2 separate regions of the Homo sapiens genome follow, and region 1 is linked to region 2. A link is a contact called in ENCODE Hi-C or POLR2A ChIA-PET data. All regions are on one chromosome and are shown on one strand. Each heading gives the region's core, a stretch centred on a gene start or an enhancer-like site at or near the end of the contact. The rest is flanking DNA. Distances are from core to core; before and after follow the strand shown.

Region 1 (5,557 bases), core at 1,393-3,892, 110 kb before region 2:
ACTAAGTATCAGCTTATCTTCAGAACATTACAACATTCACCGTGTTCATATGCTTTCTGAGAAGTCACCACTTGTAATTTCAGATCACATACACCTGAAGGCATTTTATAGTTCCTAAAGTTAACATGTTAGATCTTTTTTTTCCACCCCATGAGGGTCTCACTCTCACCCAGGCTGGAATGCAGTGGTGTGATTGTAGCACACTTTGGCCACCAACTCCTGGGCTCAAGTGATCCTCCTGCTTTGGCCTCCTCTGAGAAGCTGGGATTACTGGTGCACACCACCACACCTGGCTAATTTTTTATTTTTTTTTATTTTTGGAAATAGGGTATGGCTATGTTGCCTTGGGCCCGTCATGAACTCCTAGCCTCAGGTGACCCTCCCACCTCAGGCCTCCCAAAGGGTTGGGATTACAGGAGTGAGCTACTGCACTGGGCCAACATGTTAATTTTTTTTTTTTTTTTTTTGAGATGGAGTCTCCCAGGCGGGAATGCAATGGTGCGATCTCGACTTCACTGCAATCTTCACCTCCCGGGTTCGAGCGATTCTCCCACCTCAGCCTCCTGAGTAGCTGGGATTACAGGCACCTGCCATCACGCTCGGCTAATTTTTGTATTTTGAGCAGAGATGGAGTTTCACCATGTTGGCCAGGTGATCTGCACTCCCACTCCCCCCACACTTCCCAAAGTGCTGGGATTACAGGCATAAGCCACAAGCCACCTCACCCAGCCAACATGTTACATCTTAATTCTTGGATTTTCTTCACTGCAGGGCTTTGGGTGGAGAAATAAAACTCTTCAAATGCATGATCTTGGAGATCCCTGTGAATCAATAATTCTTTAGACAACTGCGGCTCAAAATCCCTCCTTTCCCTTTTCCGAGTTATTCCATCCATCTTATTAGAAAGGAAGTGAATTAGGTGTAGGTGGTCTGTAACACCTGCACATCTTTTTATACGTGTAGAGGGTATGCCTGGGATATATAGGTTGTCTTCAAGCAGTAGCTGCTACTACAGCTAGAGAGAGGAGGAGTGCCAGGAAACTGATGACCTGAGACCAAGAGTCTTGTTGATGTTCTGACTTAGATAAAGGTTTTGATCATTTTCATGAAATAATGCAGGGAAGTCATTTCTGCTGTTTCTTTACTACTCCATTCTTGGAGGATTAGAACAAGTCACACTGTAATTGACTAAAACGACTTTTTATTTTAAAATATTGATGGTGGGGTTTTGCTTTTTTTTTTTTTTTTTTTTTTGAGACGTTGTCTTGCTCTTTCACCCAGGGTAGAGTGCAGTGGCGAAATCTTGGCTCACTGCAACCTCTGCCTCCCGGGTTCAAGCAATTCTCTGCCTCAGCCTCCTGAGAAGCTGGGATTACAGCGCCTGCCACCATGCCTGTCTAGTTTTTTTGTATTTTTAGTAGAGACAGGGGTTTCACCAAGTTGGCCAGGCTGGTCTTGAACTCCTGACCTCGTGATCCACCCACCTCGGCCTCCCAAAGTGCTGGGATTACAGGCGTGAGCCACCGTGCCGGGCCAGTGTTTTTAACTGTCCACACTTACTAAATTTTCCAGTACTTCTTCCTATGGTTCATGATAGTAAACACAGAAACATATAAGGAACATTATTAGAGTTACCAGATGTTAGCTGTTGCATATGTGCACATTCCTAGATTCAAGGGTGTTTTTGCCTTAAATTTAAGTGGGTCATTGGTTGTCTTGGGAAGATCATGGAAAATTCGGGATTTTTTAGAATTCTGAACCAAAATATGTTTTGAGTGTTTCTTAGTAAATGTGTGATCTTCCACCTTCCACATTCAGACTGCGGACTACACTTCATAAATGCCTTTTTATTTCCAGTTATGGATTCAACTAAATGACTGCCTTGGGAGCACATAATTACTTTGCTACCTTTTTCCCCCTTTGCTGTTGTGGCTCGAGTTTGGTTCTCACCTGAGAAGATGCATTGAGCATATGTTGTTACCCAGCCCTGGCTTAATGGTGTCCTGTGGGGTAGGGGTGGGAGGACGAGGGGCACGGGGCCAGAGCATGTGAATGGATCATGGTTGGACAGCTGTGACCTGCCAGCACTGCGGGTAAGCAAAACTACAAACCGTTCTTTCCTCTGTGACATTGAATAAACCTTAATAAAATTCATAATTAGCACATACTAGAAAAAATGTGACTTAATCTTTTTGTGGGGCGACAGTATTGGGTTTCATTCTGGCTATACAGCTTTGATTGGATCATTAAACAGGTCAGTCACTTCCCTCAAGCTTTGGGGTGTGGAATAAACACCGGTGAATTTGTGGATTCACCCGTCAACCTCCCAATATCAACACATTTCTCACGCCTCCGCGTCGGCCACGTGTCAGCCCTCAGAAGTGGGCAGGAGGAACTTTTAAGCTTCCCGGCAGTTCCCAAGAGGGCCTTTGAGCCTGGCGCCCTCTTCCCGGAGAGGCGTTGGGGCAGCTCCTAGCAACGTGCCCGCCGCCGGCAGAAGCCCGGCCCCGCCAACTGCCGCGCGCGGCTCCCTGGGAGCTGTAGTTCTTCATGGCGTCCCCACCTCCTCTGTGAGGGCGGGTGAGTCGACCGCCGACTGCGACTCCCAGGATGCCTCGCGCCCGCCTTTCCGCGGGAGGCCAGACGGCTGAGGGTGCCGGCAGCGGCTGGAAGCGGGAGGCCAGTCCTGGCCGGGCTGGGCGACCCGAATGGAGCCAGGGCCGGCGCTGGTCCCAGCGGCCGCACCTCCGGGGGCACGGCGCGTAACAGGAGGCTTCCGGGGCTGAGAGCGTTACAGGCTGCGCTCCGGGGCCAGATAGGCCGGGCGCTCAGAAGGGTGACGCATTGAGGGGCGCGGAGTCTCGGGACGGAGGGGCGACTCCGGCTAGGGGTCTTGCTTAGGGGTGGTCTCGGGATCTGTAAAACGCCTGGCATGGAGTCGGCTGAATACATGTGGGGACGGGGTTACTCTGTAGCCCTTTGGCCTTGGCAAACCAAGCCTAGAAAATCCCCATAGTCTGAGAAGCCCGTACAGGATCGATAGGAGATGCCAGAAGTTCCTTGATGTGTTATGGGACACATTTGGACTTGTAGGTCGTGAAGTCGCCATTGCAGAGAAAAAGAAACAAGGCCGGGCACGGTGGCTCACGCCTGTAATCCCGACACTTTGGGAGGCCAAGGCGGGAGGATCACTTGAGGCCAGGCGTCTGGGACGACCCTGGGCAACATAGGGAGACCCCCGTCTCTACAAAAAAAATTTTAAAATTTGCCGCACATGGTGGCGTGTGCCTGTGGTCCCAGCTGCTAGGGAGGCTGACATTGGAGGATCGCCTGAGCCCAAGGAGGTCGAGGCTGCAGTAAGCTATGAGAGCTGTGATCGTGCCACTGCACTCCAGCCTGGGCAACAGAGCGAGACCCTGTCTGGAAAAAAAAAAAAGAAAGAAGGCCAGGCGTGGTGGCTCACACCTGTAATCCTAGCACTTTGGGAGGCCGAGACGGGCAGATCACGAGGTCAGGAGTTCGAGACCTCCTGGCCAACAGTGAAACCCCGTCTCTACTAAAAATACAAAAATTAACCGGGCATGGTGGCATGTGCCTGTATTCCCAGCTACTCGGGAGGCTGAGGCAGGAGATTCGCTTGAACCCGGGAGGCTGAGGTTGTGGTGAGCCAAGATCGCACCACTGCACTCCATCCTGGGCAACAGAGCAAGACTCCGTCTAAAAAAAGAAAAAAAAGAAAACACATGTATTCAGGGTGGGCTCTGTAGGTAAGCCCAGATAACCCTTGCATTCCAATAACAGGACAGGCCAATACTTGGGACATAAAGAGGACCCCTCTGACTCCTTTCTTCCAGGACATCCTGTAGGTGGGTTTTGGTAAAGTGGAGGAGGGGGAGGGAGACAGCTAATTCCGAGGAAAATGTTCTCAATGGGTCAGATTTACTGCCTATGTAAAGGGAAATATTTCCACTGTCAGTGAAAATCGTGTTGCTGGACGTGGTGGCTCACACCTGTAATCCCAGCACTTTGGAAGACCAACGCAGGAGGATTGCTTGAGCCCCAGAGTTCAATACCAACCTGAGTAACACAGTGAGACCCCGTCTCGAAAAAAAAAATTTTAAAAAGAAAAAGAATATCAAAGAGTAACCAGAGTTCATACCTGCTTTTGTGCTAAATGCTGCCTAGAAAGTAGTCATGGGTGTTGCCTGGGAAAGGGTTTCAGCCTTGGTGCCAGGCACCCACCTCCTTTCTGAAATGAGTACTTGCCACTTGCTGCATCGGCTTTCAGGGTAAGGGATGATGGCCACTGCCCTTTTTTCAAGTAATCTCAAAGCCTCAGAAAGCCCATTAAGTTATCCAGAGCACGTTTTTTTTTTTTTTTTTTTTTTGGAGACAGAGTCTCGCATGTTGCCCAGGCTGGAGTGCAGTGGGGCGATCTCGGCTCACTGCAACCTTCTCCTCCTAGGTTCAACCTAGTCTCCTGCCTCAGCCTCCTGAGTAGCTGAGATTACAGGCATATGCCACCATGCCCAGCTAATTTTTGTATTTTTAGTAGAAATGGGGTTTCACCATGTTGGTCAGGCTGGTCTTGAACTCCTGACCTCAAATGATCTGCCCACCTCAGCCTCCCAAAGTGCTGGGATAACAGGTGTGAGCCACCGCGCCCAGCCTGAGAGTACTTTGCTCCTCTTCTGAAGTGCATCCCCTATAAGGAATTTTTAATTTATGGAAATGGGCTTTACCTCTTGAATGGGCAAAGTGAGAGAACTTTGATAACCCTTGGATTCATGCTGTTAAACCTACATCTTTTTTTTTTTTTGAGATGGAGTCTTGCTCTGTTGCCCAGGCTAGAATGCATAGCATGATCTCAGCTCACTGCAACCTCCGTCTAGCGGGTTCAAGCGATTCTCCTGCCTCAGCCTGCCAAGTAGCTGGGATTACAGGTGCCTGCCACCACACCCAGCTAATTTTTTGTATTTTTTAGTAGAGGTGGGGTTTTACCATGTTGGCCAAGCTGGTCACGAACCCCTGACCTCAGGTAGTCCACCTGCCTCGGCCTCCCAAAGAGTTTTGGGATTACAGGCATGAGCCATCGCGCCCGGTCTCTTTTTTTTTTTTTTTTTTTTTTGAGATGGAGTCTCACTCTGTTGCCTAGGTTGGAGTGCAGTGGCGCGGTCTTGGCTCACTGCAGCTTCCACCTCCCCGGTTCAAACGAGTCTCTTGCCTCAGCCTCCTGCTGCGGGATTACAGATGTACACCACCACACCCAGCTAATTTTTGTTTTTAGTAGAGACAGGGTTTCACCATGTTGGCCAGGCTGGTCTTGAATTCCTGACCTCAGGTGATCCCCCCGCCTTGGCCTCTGAAAGTGCTGGGATTAACAGGCGTGAGCCATGGCGCCCAGCCAAAGCTACATCATTTTTAAGCAACCACTTTAATTTTCTTCATTAGGGAGTATGAGCCTGATGTGGGCAGAATCCAGATGAGCTGGCCAGTGCTGTGAAGGAGCTGAGAGCACCCCCGAGAGCCGTGAGATGGTAGGCAGAGTTCAGAGTAA
Region 2 (5,396 bases), core at 1-2,500:
AGCCTGGTGCCTGCTGAGCCGTGCCGCAAGGCTGGGGCATGCCTCCTGCTCACCGTGCTGGACTACGACACGCTGGGGGCCGACGACCTGGAAGGCGAGGCCTTCCTGCCGCTGCGTGAGGTGCCCGGGCTGAGTGGCTCTGAGGAGCCTGGTGAGGTGCCTCAGACCCGCCTGCCCCTCACGTACCCCGCACCCAACGGTAGGCCTGAGCCCAGGGCAGGGTGGTGCGGGGACGGGAGCCTGTAAAGCTCAGGCAGGGGCCCCAGAGAGGTGATGCCAGGGTCGGAGAACAGCTTCCCTGGAGACGGGAGCCAGTGGGACAGCCACGGCCCATCTCTCGGTCTAATCAAGAGACCAGTGAACTTTAAGCTAAGTGTAACGTGACTCTCCTTGCATGGGGAAGTCACCAAGAAGTTTAACTGGGGAGAAGGGCCTGGATCTCACTCGGCGGGGCCGCTTCCCTGCAGAGCATTTTTGATACCAGCAACGGTCTGATGCTTGTGCACTTATTATGAGCAAGTGCTAAGCACTTTATGCATTCCAGCCAACGAAGCAGATATTAGCACTCTTTTACAGATGAGTAAACCGAGGCATGAAAAGGTTAACTTGCTAGCTTTAGGTTCTCGTATAAAAAGGTAATAGTCAAACCTCAGGCACATCTCAGCCCCTCGCTGCAGTCAGGACAGTGTCCCAGCAGCACTCTGTCTGTTACGCGACCCGACCGGATGCGTCTGTCAGACCACCTCCTGGGCTGGGCTGGCGCGGGTCTGTCACTTGTTTCCTTCCAGGTTGTTGGGGAGATGGAGCAGTGTTGTGTACCCCCCCACACACTCTTCTCTGCCACCACCAGGCACTGCCCTCTCCCCTGGCATCTGACCCCCAAACCCCTCTCTCCGCAGGGGACCCAATCCTGCAGCTGCTGGAGGGCCGGAAGGGTGACCGAGAAGCCCAGGTCTTTGTGAGGCTGCGGCGGCACCGGGCCAAGCAGGCCTCCCAGCATGCCTTGCGGCCGGCACCGTAGCCGTAGAGGTTTGCGGTGGGGCTGGGTCCCCGGTGGGGACTTGCAAGGGCTTTCCTGTAGGGTCTGGGGCTTCCCCGCCACATCGCGGCCCTCCAGCCTGGCCTAACACTTGGGGAGCCCCAGCATGCGGAGTGCCCAGAGTGCAGACCTCCCCTGCCTCCCATGGTGATGGGGGCTCAGCAGCGACATCTCTACTCCCGCCTCCCTGCCTCCAGCCCTGGCTGCAATGTCTCTACCACATCCCAGCACCAGGGGGAGCAAACCCTGCCCCTGCCCGCCTCTCAGAAAAGCTGCTGTGGTGGGCAGGGGATTGGGCCATCTGTCTCCTGGCCCTGGCCCATCTGCCTCCTGGCCTTCCTGTTCCAGCCACTGGGGTGGGGGCCAGGTTCACTGGGACCAGGGCTACAGGCACAGAGTCTCCTGGAAAAGGGAGAGGGGACCCTGCCAAAGATGAGGCTCCAGCTGCCCTGGGGGGAGGGTGGTGGCCATTACTAGAGGGGGCCTGGGTCCTCTCCCCAGGGGCTGCCAGCATCCAGGCCAGGAAGCCTGGAGCCAAGAACCTTCTGGCTCTGAGGGAGCAAGAGCTGGCAGGCGGCAGGGCTGGCACAGACAGACGGAAGCAGAAAGGACAGTTTGGCTGCTGTGTCTGCTGCGCACGCCCCCTCCCCGGACAGCACCTGCCACCTAGAAACTTTCTTAGCAAAAAAATTAATAAAAACAAATCCATTGTCCTCTTAAAATATGCCTTTGGCCTACAGTGGGGCCTGGAATGCGAGCCAGGCCGGGTAGCTTCCTCCCCAGCCCTCAGGGGACTTTGAGCTACCGCCACCTTGGGGTAGCTACAAAGCAGGGGGGTAGGTGTGGAAATAACTGAGGCAGAGGCAGGGCTAGGGTGATTTTTGGCCGTGGGCTTTGAATAAATTGCTTTACCAGGCATACCAGTTCCTGTGGTGACACCCAGGACAGGGACCCGTTCCTCGGGGGAGCACAGTGAGCAGGGGCCTCCCAGGGGTGCAGGTTGAGGCTGAGGGGCTGCTCTTGAGACAGTAGGGCGTAGAGGAGCTGGGTCCCTCCCCTGCCTGGGGGGTGTCAGAACCTGAGGCCTGGTCATCACGTCATCCTAGCTGTGTGACCCTGGTTCCATGTCGGAACCTCTGAGTCTGCACAAAATGAGGACAGGAGTCGAGGTTAGCTGAGATGACATCCAAGGCCCGAGACCATGCAAAGAGGATCCCACCAGGGTGTTTTCTCACCCCCCACCGCACAGCCTAGTTGAGGAGGTGGGAGGGAGGACGTACCTCTTAGGCCTCAGCCCCTCATCCCTCAGGGGCAGGGTAGGGTGAAGAAGGCAGAAGGCAGGACTTCCTCTGGGTCCTACCAGCAAATCATCCCAATGGGAAGGCACTGGGTTTTTTGTTTTTGTGATGGAGTCTCACTCTGTCGCCCAGCTGGAGTGCAATGGGGCAATCTCAGCTCACTGCAACCTCTGCGTCCCGGGTTCAAAGGATCCTCCTGCCTCAGCCTCCTGAGTAGCTGGAACTACAGGCATGTGCCACCACACCTGGCTAATTTTTGTATTTTTTTTTTTTTTAGTAGAGACGGGGTTTCACCATTTTGGCCAGGCTGGTCTCGAACTCCTGACCTCAAGTGATCTGCCCGCCTCGGCCTGTTTTTGTTTTTGAGATGGGATCTCACTCTGTCACCCAAGCTGGAGGCAGCTGTGCAATCATGGCTCACTGCCGCCTCGACCTCCTGGGCTCAAGTGATCCTCCCACCTCAGCCTCCCTAGTAGCTGGGACCACAGGCATGCGCCACCATGCCCAGTTGGGAAGACACTGTTCCTCTGAGAAACAGTTACGGGCCCTATTGCCAGTCACCGCTGACCACACAGCCCTAAAGAGTCCTAGGGCCTGGGGGGCCTCTGTGTCCAAGGCTAAGGGTCCCTGTGTCATCAACCGCTAGGCCTAGGTCGGAGAGCACTTGAACTGTCTTGGGGCCTGATGGGCCCAGGAAGTTTCCAGCCCTCTCCAGCTGCCTTACCACAGCTCAGGGGTGTGGGCAGCAGCCGTTTCCATGGCTGAGGCAAGGCTCCTGGCCCACCTCATAGTTCAGAGGCCCTCTTTTGGGACCCACTCCCCCTCACCCCCATGTAAACAAGCTACCACTGCAAGTTCATATTTTATTTCCAATAGGTTTGGAGCTTTGTTGATTTTTGCATTTTTGTAAAAAAGGAAAAAGTTTTCACTTAATTCATTGAAAGCCCTTTCGTGCTGAGCCCAAGGGGGAGCCTGGGCCAGGACCAGACCCTCTCAGCCCTCTTGTTCCTACCGCAGACACCCGGTGCTGGGGGTGCGGCTGCTCCCCTCCGCCCACTCTGCCCTCCCGCCCCTGCTGCATCTCTCTCTGTACAGAACAATTTTTAAAATGGAAGCTAAGACACAATATACACTGGACAGGCACACACACACGCACACAGGCGTCCGCCCAGAACAGGGCGGGACACCAGCTGCACTCAGAGAGCACCAAGGAATGCAAACGGAGCCCCTCCGGGTAGGAGGGCAGGGCCTGGGCCCCCTTGGTCCTCAGTCCTCAGTCCGCACTCCTCCCCGCCAATTGCCCTGCTAGCTGCCAGAGAGGGGAGGGGGCAGGGAGAGCTGGGGGCAGCTGGTTGGGGGCGGTGGTCATAGAATGAGTACCAGCCTGGTAGGCGGCCCTGGGGCCAGGGAGGCTCTTGTGGGGAGTCCGGGGAGGGGCGGCGGGGGGAAGGACTGAGGGTGGACCCTCAGGAACCTGAGGGCTGGAACTCCTGGGCCTTGCCCCTCAAGGAGCTTCAAGGGCCCAGGTGTCAGGAGTGGGGCTGGCCCTGCAGCACTGGCCTCCAGCCCTTGCTGTTCTCCCCAAGACTAAATTAACATTTGGTAAACTTAGGAGCTAAGCCAGCTGAGACCCCCAGCACTCCCCCTCGGGCCTCCCTGAGGCCCTCACAGCTGGGGGCCAGGCCTGCTCTGGGGGACCCACGTCTTCCACACTCCACCCTTGCCCTGGCAAGGAGGTAGGGGGAGCAGGGCCTGCCCTGAGGGCTTCTCCCTTCCCCTTAGTGCCTTCCAGTCCCACCCTTCCCTGCTCAGGCCCCAGGAAGAAGTTAAAAATAGTTAGTTCCTACATTAAAAAAGAGACAGAACCAGATTCTCTGCCAAAAGGCCAGTGGGAGAAGAGGGGATGTCATCTCTGCAGTGGGAAGGGCAGGGAGTGGGTAGGGGAGGACTGCAAAATAGTTTCTTCTTTTAAAAAGTGCTTGGTAAGTCTTTTAAAGTGTGTGTCTATATCTATGTACAGATATACACACAGACACTGTCCACACCACCACGCATACCTGCACACATACGGAAATGTATACATATACATACATACGGAAATGTATACATATACATAATCATATACATATACATACATACATACACATATATATATATATTCATATATATATATATACTTTAAAAAGTCCTAGGTGAGAAGATCTGGGCCAGGCTGGGCCAGGCCTGCAGGGTCACGACTGGAGGGTGTGGGCCCGGCCAGGCTGGCAGATGGGGCACTCGCTGCCCTCAGCGCAGAGCTCACACAGCGCAGCGTGTTGGCACGGCAGCACTGCCCGCTTCTGTTCCTGACACTTAAGGCATTTCACCGACTGCATGTGGAACACGGCCTGCAGGGAAAGGGGCATCGTGGTCACCATCCATGGGTCTGGCCCCAAGTTGAGCGAGGAGTTCCCTTGATCCTCACTGCAGCCCCTTGGGATGGGAAAACTGAGGTACCGAGCTCAACAGTGTGCTCCCAGACCCCTGTTGGCAGGTGAGAGAGCAGGCTGAGTCCACCTCTGCATGGGGCATGGCCAGGCTGCCACAAGACCCACCCCTCAGAGAGGCTTCGCCCAGTCTCATTTGACCTTGTAATCCCCAGATGGGGAAAATGAGGCCCAGAAAGGGCTGGGACATGCCCAGGGCCACACCCGGGGGCTTGGCTGCCCGAGAACAGAGGAAAGACAGCTCTTCCCACCATGCCACGTTGGCCCCGGGGACCCAGCAGGAGACCTGGGAAGGCAGGGGTAGCCCTGGGGTCCTGGGCCTCACTGGAAGGCCCGCTGCTCCATGGAGGGTGTACAGGAGGACGCATTTGGGGCCCAGGCATTTGTGAGAAGCTTGGTCAGGGCCGCCCTCAGGGGTGCTGGGGGTGGCACCGACACCCCTCACCCCCAGCCTTTTCACCTTCCCCAGTGCACTCTCCTCACCCATTCCCAGCAGGCCGGCCTTTTGAGTGCTGGCCCAGTGCTGGGCAGAGGCTCTCAGGAGGGTGGCCATCCCTGGAGCAGCCTGGACCA

Evidence for each region. Hi-C counts contacts between places; a loop is a spot of excess contacts on that map. ChIA-PET counts read pairs that join two places held with the same protein, here RNA polymerase II (POLR2A). Pooled maps may share reads with other maps.
Region 1: a loop to region 2 is called in a pooled map, with 2.0 times the contacts of the local background. The contact joins the promoter of FBF1 here to the enhancer-like site in region 2. A Hi-C loop is called at or near these places in 1 of 50 pooled maps. POLR2A ChIA-PET finds 5 or more read pairs at or near these places in 3 of 52 experiments (B cell, H1 and activated CD4-positive, alpha-beta T cell).

The regions. Positions count from the first base shown.
Region 1 is chr17:75,938,127-75,943,683 of GRCh38, reverse strand. FBF1 (Fas binding factor 1) reads left to right here and starts at 2,642. Exons shown (of 30, transcript NM_001319193.2): 1 at 2,642-2,836; 2 at 5,452-5,537. The coding sequence starts at 5,535. It overlaps ACOX1 (acyl-CoA oxidase 1), which reads left to right. Exons shown (of 14, transcript NM_004035.7): 14 at 1-2,177. RefSeq lists an enhancer at 2,424-2,493 and a silencer at 2,604-2,873.
Region 2 is chr17:75,823,590-75,828,985 of GRCh38, reverse strand. It overlaps UNC13D (unc-13 homolog D), which reads left to right. Exons shown (of 32, transcript NM_199242.3): 31 at 3-199; 32 at 900-1,761. The coding sequence ends at 1,021. It overlaps UNK (unk zinc finger), which reads right to left. Exons shown (of 16, transcript NM_001080419.3): 16 at 3,187-4,724. The coding sequence ends at 4,569. Among named protein-coding and RNA genes, the nearest start is that of UNC13D, 18 kb to the left of the region's middle. Within about 2 kb of position 1,250, at least 31 of the 41 ENCODE cell types and tissues checked have a DNase peak (open chromatin) inside an H3K27ac peak, as active enhancers do; they include B cell, where a contact is called at or near this core.